Linked DNA regions of Homo sapiens: region 1 is linked to region 2. A link is a loop called in an ENCODE intact Hi-C map of the cell type or tissue named here. Cell type or tissue: PC-9. All regions are shown on one strand.

Region 1 (4,000 bases), 120 kb before region 2:
ATCTCTGCATGTTGAAGCACATCAAAGGGATTTTTCCCTTTTCAGATAATATTTCCTTTGCTGACATGTATTTAGTATTGTGGTTGGATGACTCATAAAGATAGCTTCATGGCGTCCCAACGCAGTTGAAGTGGAACACATGCCAATAAACATTATTGTCAGCCTCAAAATAAAAACAAAACGTTCAGCTAAGGGTCAATCAATCAAGTGTGCTTTGAAGAAAATTCCATTTAGATATTACAAATCATAACAGAATGAATTTAAACCAGCTGACTTTTTGTGAAGAGGACATTCATGTACAATAAAAATTAGCCTGGCTCTTCAGGGTCCAACTTTTCTATTTTCTTACTCTTGGACGTGGTCACTGGTGATGAATGCCAGTTTTTAAAATTGGGCTTTTGTATTTCATTTTGTAAAGATCTGAAGTAATCGAAAACAGATCGGCAGAGAGAGCTCATAGTGTAAGCGCCGTCATGAAAGGGGGAGTTGTAAAAAACCCACTTAATATTGACAGATAGGCAATGACTTACCCGTGCCCACCTTCCTCTTAGGGGGTTCTTGTTTTCCCAAATTCAGAATTTGCCTCTATAGCTCCCTGGGTACCCATTACAGAACCAAACTATCTCTTACTAAGTGGACAAGTACAATCTTCACTAATTTTCTAGCTCAGAGTTTTATAAAAAACCTCACAACAGAAATGCAGCTGTAATAAAGGTGAATAAAGCCCACATACAGCAGTGTAATGAAATACTGTCTTGTGCTACTTCATTTAAACTGTTATTTAATGAAATAAAACTGCACTGAAAACCAAGGCGGTGAGTCACATACTGCCCACATTTTTTTTAATTGAAGACCTCAGAGAGCAAGCCAAATTTGTGCAGCCTTTAACCAACAAGGGGAAGAAAGTTAAAAAGAAAAAACTTAAGCTTCGTTTAAAAAAAAAAAAAAAGGAAAGGAAAATAAATAGCCATAGGCAGGACTCCAAGTTGCTGAGCACAGAGCCCTCTGCTTTGATGTGTCTGTGGTGCCTAATAAAGCTAAACAGTTGCTTCTGATTCTAAAGAGAACACGGCTGTTTATAACTGAGGTCATATATTTATATAGCACACGTTTTCGAGGGATTTTGAGAGAAGAAGGCTTAGTGGTGGGGCTTTTTTCCTATTTGATTTGTTTTTGCCCTCTCATCTCCACTCCAGCCTTCCTTAGCACTAAGTGGAAATGCTTCACCAGCAGGTGCACTGAGAAGAACTGGCTGAGTGTCCGGGGAATCCACCCTGCTTCTCAGCTCCCCAGAGGCCTCCCTATGTGGACCCCCTAAGGGAAATGGGGATGGCTCCACCCTGCCTTTGTTATCCTCTGTGTTTTGCCCATACCTTTCAGGAAACCAGGGGCTTCTCTATGCCCGGAAACTGCCTCATCAACTGAAACAAATCCTGAATCATCAAAGGGCCAAACCCACTGCCACCTTTAGACGGAGCAGGAGAGTTACCCTGGCTCTGTCACTGCCACTAAGTCTAACGGTTTTGGAAAGGTATCCTTGGGAAGGTAGCGAGTTCTTGGTTTCCCATGCTGTTGTGCAAATAAAGCTATTCCTCAAAGGAGACAGCATGAAGGAGACTGAAAGCAAGAGACCTGAGGCTGAATCTCTGACCTTCTACTTATCTGTGTGAAGACGACTGCTTGGGAAAAGCACCCCAAGTCAGTGGGTTTGCTGGGCTCATTCAGACCATTCTGGAAGTTCTAATGATGTGGGAGTAACTTCACCATGTGCACGGAGTGAAGGAGGCCATCTACGAGCACTTTTAATCCTAAATGTTCATGAATGCTCTTACTGTCATAGGAACTAAGGAGGTTTCAGAAACCTAGCAAAAAAAAAAAATGTCTGCCAGTCCTTGCAGAGTTCTGCAGGATTTTTTTTACCCACCAGTGGCAAGCCTGAATTTGTATATGCAAGCCAAATGGCTTCAGCTCTGTAGGTGGTAAATCAAGATATACTTTACCTGTACTGAACTACTGTTAGATTCTGTTCTCCGCAGTGCCTTGCACATCGGATATACCTCATCCAGCTCGACTTACTAGGTTCCCCACCATCAATAAAGTGCTGTAGTGTCCCATCCTGGTCATATATCTGGAGAAGAGGTCAGAAGGTCAAGTAGTTAGAACGAATCATCAGCAATCATTTTCCCTACTTCCCTTGGTGTCTTTATGTGTCAGCTGCAGAAATTTATTGCCCTTAGGTTTGCTAGTGCTTATTGATGCTTGTGGACAACTCAACCGGAATAACAGGAAAATATGTTTTGATGATGCAAGTCGATCATGTTTTTCTTATCAAGCCAATCTTCTCTGTATTAAACATATTTGTGGTATCTCACGGATGTGACCATATTTCCCAAAGAATATTTAACTTATTTTGACAGGCTAGTCTTAAATAATGAGCTGCTGGATAAACAAAGCAAGCTGAAAGGAGAGGCCGCACTGACATTGTTGGAACATCCACATTCGAGGCCCCCCAGTCTCAAACACACAACTGCCCAGAGGCATTCGGGAGGCAGTAACTGTCTGTTCAACAGGCTGGGCGACACCCAGCAGAAGGCAGTTGGAGAGTTATGGAGCCGTAAAGAACTGGCAAAACAGACTCTGATTTGGGTGAAATAAATGGACTCTCACCTCAAAGAAGATGTAGGGCTTCAGTTTTCAGGACCTGAAACTAGTAGGAGAGGAGTCATTAAAAAAAAAAAAAAAAAAAAAAGAGAGACCCTCAAAAAAGGAAAGAAAAAAAATGGCTGTCTCCTATGAATCCTACATTTCTTAACCGAGTTGTCTAATTGTTACTGCCTCACATCAATTCAAGCAGATTTCCTTTCAAGATAGCATTTGAGAAAATGAAATCTGCTTCAAACCACTCAATAAGCATGAGACAAAAAGTCTTGTGAAAGCAACTAGGGAGCCAAGCAAACACAGAGTCAGTGCCAACAGCAGAGGCAACAGCTTGCCTTTCCAGAAACGACTTCAGATTCAGGGCACTTAGGGAGACATGGTATCTAGAGGAGTGGGAGATGAGGCGGTCATGTATCCACAGCAATTCTAGAAAGTCACTCCCAGTCCTGGGGCCATCCAGGAAGCAGGGACAGTTAAAGAATTTCCTAAGGGTATGGTTCTCAGAAGGACCATCATACACTGCACCTTTTCAGATAAAATCAGCAGTGGGATCCTTCTGCTGGTAGCTACTTCTCCAGAGCATCCTGACAAATCGTGTCTCTCACTCTTGCTAGTCCGCCCTTCCAATTTTCCTTTTCAAATAAGCATGGAAAATAAGTGTTAGAGAGAGCCTCACTGGTTACATTTAGGCTCCAAAATTAGTATGGTCATTCATATTAGTTTAGCTCAGCAGTTCTATTCCGGGGGAGGGGGTGCAAACGGGCTTAGTGATGACAGTTTCTTTTTACTAGTCATTTAAAAACAGCTGAGTTTTTTTTTACTTTATTTATTTTATTTTATTTTATTTTTTGCTTTTCTTGAACTCATTCCTCTCCAACCCCAACCTTTCCACTAACCCCACAATGAAATTCAAACATTAATCTGTTAAAAACAATTGAGAAGTTATGACTGGGTAAACACACCAGGGTGATCACAGCTGATAATCAATTTAGCTTGAGCAGAGTGAAGAGATTCTTGGATTATATTTATTTAAGGCTAATGACTTCTTTAAATTTCTAGGTTTTGGATAATGGCAAAAAATGGAAACATTGCATGGGGTGGCTACATCTGCTACATGAACAATCTAATGATAGACAACATATTTAGGATTGATTACACTGTAGTTGTTTCTGTTTTTGTTGTTGTGGGGTTTTGTTTTTGTTTTTGTTTTTCTAAAAAAACTAGTTAAGATTCAAAATTTCAACTCTGAAACTGTTGTTGACAGCCTCAGAGTTGAAATTTTTAATCTTAACCAGTTTCTTCAAAATTGCAACATTGACCAAAGCCATTTGGTTCCCTTAAT
Region 2 (4,000 bases):
TTTAATCCGCGCCTACGCGGTAAATTCCTGGAGGTGCTCCCAGCCTAGCCCGCTGCGCCCGGCTCCGCGCCTGGGCAACCCGGGCTCCCTCCCGTCCCTGGCGCCCTCCGCACCCGCCTAAGGCGCGGCGGTCGAGCCCTGGCTGCGCCCTGTGGGCGCGCTCCTCCGAATCCCAAGTTCGGGTCGCGAGTCTGAACTTGGGAGGAACGCGCCCCGGGTCCCCGCCCTTCCCGGACTGCCCGATCCCCATCCCCCGCAACCGGGAGCGCGCAGGCGCAGCCGGCCGGCAGTCCCGTCAGCTGTCCCAGAGCCTGTGTCGCGCCCGTGCCGGTAGCGCCCGTGCCGGTAGCGCCGCTGCCACCGCTCACCATGGGCCCGGGTCCTCGGCTGCTGCTACCTCTCGTGCTTTGCGTGGGGCTCGGCGCACTTGTGTTTTCTTCGGGGGCCGAGGGCTTCCGCAAGCGAGGCCCCTCGGTGACGGCCAAGGTGACCGAGAGCGGCGGGCTGCAACTTCCCCTGTTGCGGGCGGGGCCCTGGGGGCGCTTTGGATACTGGGACCTCGGTGTCAGGGCGGGCGAGGTGGAGGCTTCCCGGGCGCAGGGGGACTGGAGGCGGCCGCGGGACTGGGTGGGAGGGGGCTGCTCGCGTGCTGGGAGGCCGGCGCTCCGGGGGAGACCCTGGGGGAGCTGGGCTGAGGCCAGCCTACCTCCGCCGCAGTCTGCTTGGACTTCTTGTCCCGGGTCGGTAGTCCGAGGTGACCAGCCTGGGGGTAGGAGAGGCTTCCGGAACCGGCGGGCCCGTTCTCCAGGAAAGAGACTGCCCAAGTACTTCCTTCAGCGTGGCCTGGGCTCGGGAGCAGAACGAGAGGAATGCGGGGAGGGGGGCGGGACCCGCACAGGAGAGGCGCTCGGAGCCCAGGGCTTGCAGCCGCCCGCCCGCTGCGTGGTCTCCACGCTGGCCGCGGTGGCTTCAGGCAGGCATTAAAGCGCCTGGTTCAGATGAGAGACTACCCTCCGCCTCTTTTGGGGAACCGTCGTCCTTCCCGGGAAGGGGAGGTGCGCCTTCAACTTCGGCGGGCGGGCGGCCCCTGCTGTGGGCTACGCGAGGCCGGGCGAAGGCGGCACCTGTAGACCTGGGGCAGCCTCCACTGCGGGGAAAGGGGGCGGGGGGCTGCCAGAAAGTGCGTCTTTAAGGCTTCCTCGTACTTAACTCCGCTTCAGTTCTTTTTTCAGCGTATTTAACCAAGGGTAGACGATAATGGGAGAATGCAGGGAGAGGGAGGGGATAATTTGGTGCCCATGATCACCACTTCTAGAAAACCCACTGGCAATAGTGTCTTCGAAGCTGAAGCTGGAGGGGGCGGGCTGCAGCTGAAAGTGGTCTTCATCAGTCTGGGGTTTGTCAATGGAAACGATACTAATCAACGAGTAGAATGCTTACATCCTCGACCGCAGACGCCACCTGAGGACGGGGAGGACTAGGGGGTGGGGAGGAGGAGGTCCAGCTCAGCATCTGATGTCGCAGAAAGGCCGTGCCACGTTGTGGGCGGGGCTGATAAACAGCCTGATGGTTTCGAGAAGCTCTGATCTTACTCCCAGCCTCTTGATCTTGTAGGCATGTCTAACTTTGGGAAATGGTTTGTGCAAGGCCACAGAGCTGAACGGGGTCTCTTGGGATAAAGCCATAAACATAAAATTCGCACAATTATGAAATGTTGGAGGAAATAAACTGTAATATACTTTGGGTGACATTTAAAAATAGCTGAAAAATGAGAAAAACCAGCGCAGAGAAGACTAAGGAGGCAAAGGGAACTGCATATGCATAGGTCCTCAAACAGGAAAGCCCTCCCTGCATTCAGAGGATGTGGAGAGGACGGAATGGCTTCAGCACAGAATGAGAGGTGACTTGAGATGAGGTTGGAGGGGTGAGCAGCAGCGGAATCACACAGGGCCTTAGAGGCTGCAGGTAGGCATGCGGGTATTGAGGCAATTCTTAAAATTTGAAGTGTTATTCTGCAGTCAGAGCCACTGAAGGGTTTTAAGCATAAGAATGGCATGATCTCAATATATACTCGAGAAATTTATGTGGTCACTCAGTGGAGAGTGAAATGGGAGGTCATTCAGGGCACCATGCCAGAGTCCAGATGGTGGCTTGGATTAGGGTGGTAATCATTGAAATGGGGAGCAAGGGAAGGACTTGAAATAGATTTTGGAGATATAACTAACAGGAGTTGCTGACGGTTTAGAAAGGGGGCGAGGGAGAGGGAATAGGATTGCCAAATAAAATACAGGATGCCCAGTTAGATGTGAATATCAGATTAACAATGAATAAATGTTTTTAGTGTAAGTACGTCCCCTGCAATATTTGGGAACAGGTTTCACCTGGGAAACTTCTTAAACTTACTGATGCAGTGACCCACCCCAGAGCAAGTCAATCACAATCTGTATGGGTGGGGCTCAGTATCCTATCTTTTAGAAGCTTTTGGTGATTCTGATGTGCAGGCAGTGTGGGCGGGGAACCACTGGAAGATGGAGCCAAGAGAGGAGGAAGCTGGTGGCTGCAGGAGGGGAAGGGTTTGAGCATCCTAAACCCTTGTCTGTGACACTGTCACTGAGGGAGAGTTTGCATGCACCCTACTCTCAGAATTGTTACTTAACATGTCTTTTTTCCCCCTACCAAATTTGTCATTAAGTTTTTCTAAAAGCTGATTGTGTAGGTGCGTCTTAAACAGATTCTGCTCTGTTAAATTACTTTTTCATGAACTTGTAAAGACAACTAAATCTATTGGAAAATGACGTTAAAAATAATTTCTCTGAGTGCAGACAAGTACATTAATTGGCCATTGCTCTAGTGTATTGTTTTCCCCAGCAGTGTTTTTGTTTACCTCTGATTTCATTTAAAAATAGGAATCTGTAAATAAGAGAGGTGTGAGGTGCTATTCTGCCCACATGGCCCATTAGTGGCACTAACTTGGTCCACAGATCCTGCTGCTGGGCCAGCCTGGCAGCTTCCTGCCCCAGCCATAGAGGCTCAGGTGGGGGCTCTGGCTCATTGGGCTCCAAATCCACAGAATTACATTTGCTGACCTATATTTCTGAACCAATGCCATGGGATCTGTGCAGGATCCGGCATCGGGAGTGTATGAAATAATGCCACCATCCTTCCAGCTGCACACATATTACAGCTTGCAAGCACATTAGCATGTAGTGGCCAGGAGGCTGTGGCTAGATGGCCTTAGACAAGTTATCTAATGTCCACAGCTCAGTTTCCTCCTTTGTCAAATGGAGATAGAAATCATCCCTACCTGGGAGGGCTTTGCACATTAGATGTGGTAAAGCAGATGTCTTAGTCCATTTATGTTGCTATAAAAGAATACTTGAGGCTGGGCAATTTATGAAGAAAAAAGGTTTATTTAGCTCACGGCTCTGCTATGAGCTGTAAGATTCAAGACTGGGCATCTGGTGACAGCCTCAGGCTGCTTCCAGTCACGGCGGCGGAAGGTGATAGGGAGCAGGCAGGTGCAGATCACGTGGAGAGAGAGGAAGCTGAAGGGGGTGGTGCCAGCTTCCTTTTAAAACCAGTTCTCATGGGAACTAACAAAGTGAGAACCCATTCACTACTGAGATGGCACCAAGCCATTCATGAGGGATCTACACCCATGACTCAAACACCTCGCATTAGGCCCCACCTCCAACATTAGGATCAAATATCCAAACCATAGCAGCAGGTAAAGCACATAGTCCATAGTCCCTGATTTCAGAAGTCACTTGTTAGTGTTATTTGTGTTTATCTTCTTAATCCTACTGTGACAGAGCAGACCTGAAAGGAATCATCATTTATTTTACAGATGAAGAAAGGGAGTTCAGAGTTTAATTAACTTGCTGAAGTTTCCATGGCCATTGAGTGGTGGAGCTGCATTTGAGAACAGTTTCTTCCACATCGCAGCTCATGTACTGGGTGTGTTCCCTAGTTACTTTGGAAATGGAATCAGGATTAATTC

What was found. Peaks named below come from ENCODE experiments on the same cell type or tissue, not always from the same donor. Only the 100,000 strongest peaks of a DNase experiment are listed, where the experiment ranks them.
Region 1: it touches region 2 in a loop (4-fold over the local background); 9 of 110 quality-filtered maps call a loop at or near these places.

Annotation. Positions count from the first base shown.
Region 1 is chr5:123,154,012-123,158,011 of GRCh38, reverse strand. It overlaps PRDM6 (PR/SET domain 6), which reads right to left. Exons shown (of 8, transcript NM_001136239.4): 4 at 2,001-2,128. Among named protein-coding and RNA genes, the nearest start is that of PRDM6-AS1, 66 kb to the right of the region's middle. RefSeq lists a silencer at 1-104. In PC-9, no CTCF peak of the experiment used is centred here; a DNase peak (open chromatin) is centred at 2,311.
Region 2 is chr5:123,032,995-123,036,994 of GRCh38, reverse strand. PPIC (peptidylprolyl isomerase C) reads left to right here and starts at 270. Exons shown (of 5, transcript NM_000943.5): 1 at 270-486. The coding sequence starts at 370. PPIC-AS1 (PPIC antisense RNA 1) reads right to left here and starts at 1,073. Exons shown (of 2, transcript XR_001742868.2): 1 at 707-1,073. RefSeq lists silencers at 44-93, 1,402-1,574. In PC-9, no CTCF peak of the experiment used is centred here; DNase peaks (open chromatin) are centred at 224 and 1,504; H3K4me3 peaks cover 1,913 bases; H3K27ac peaks cover 1,366 bases.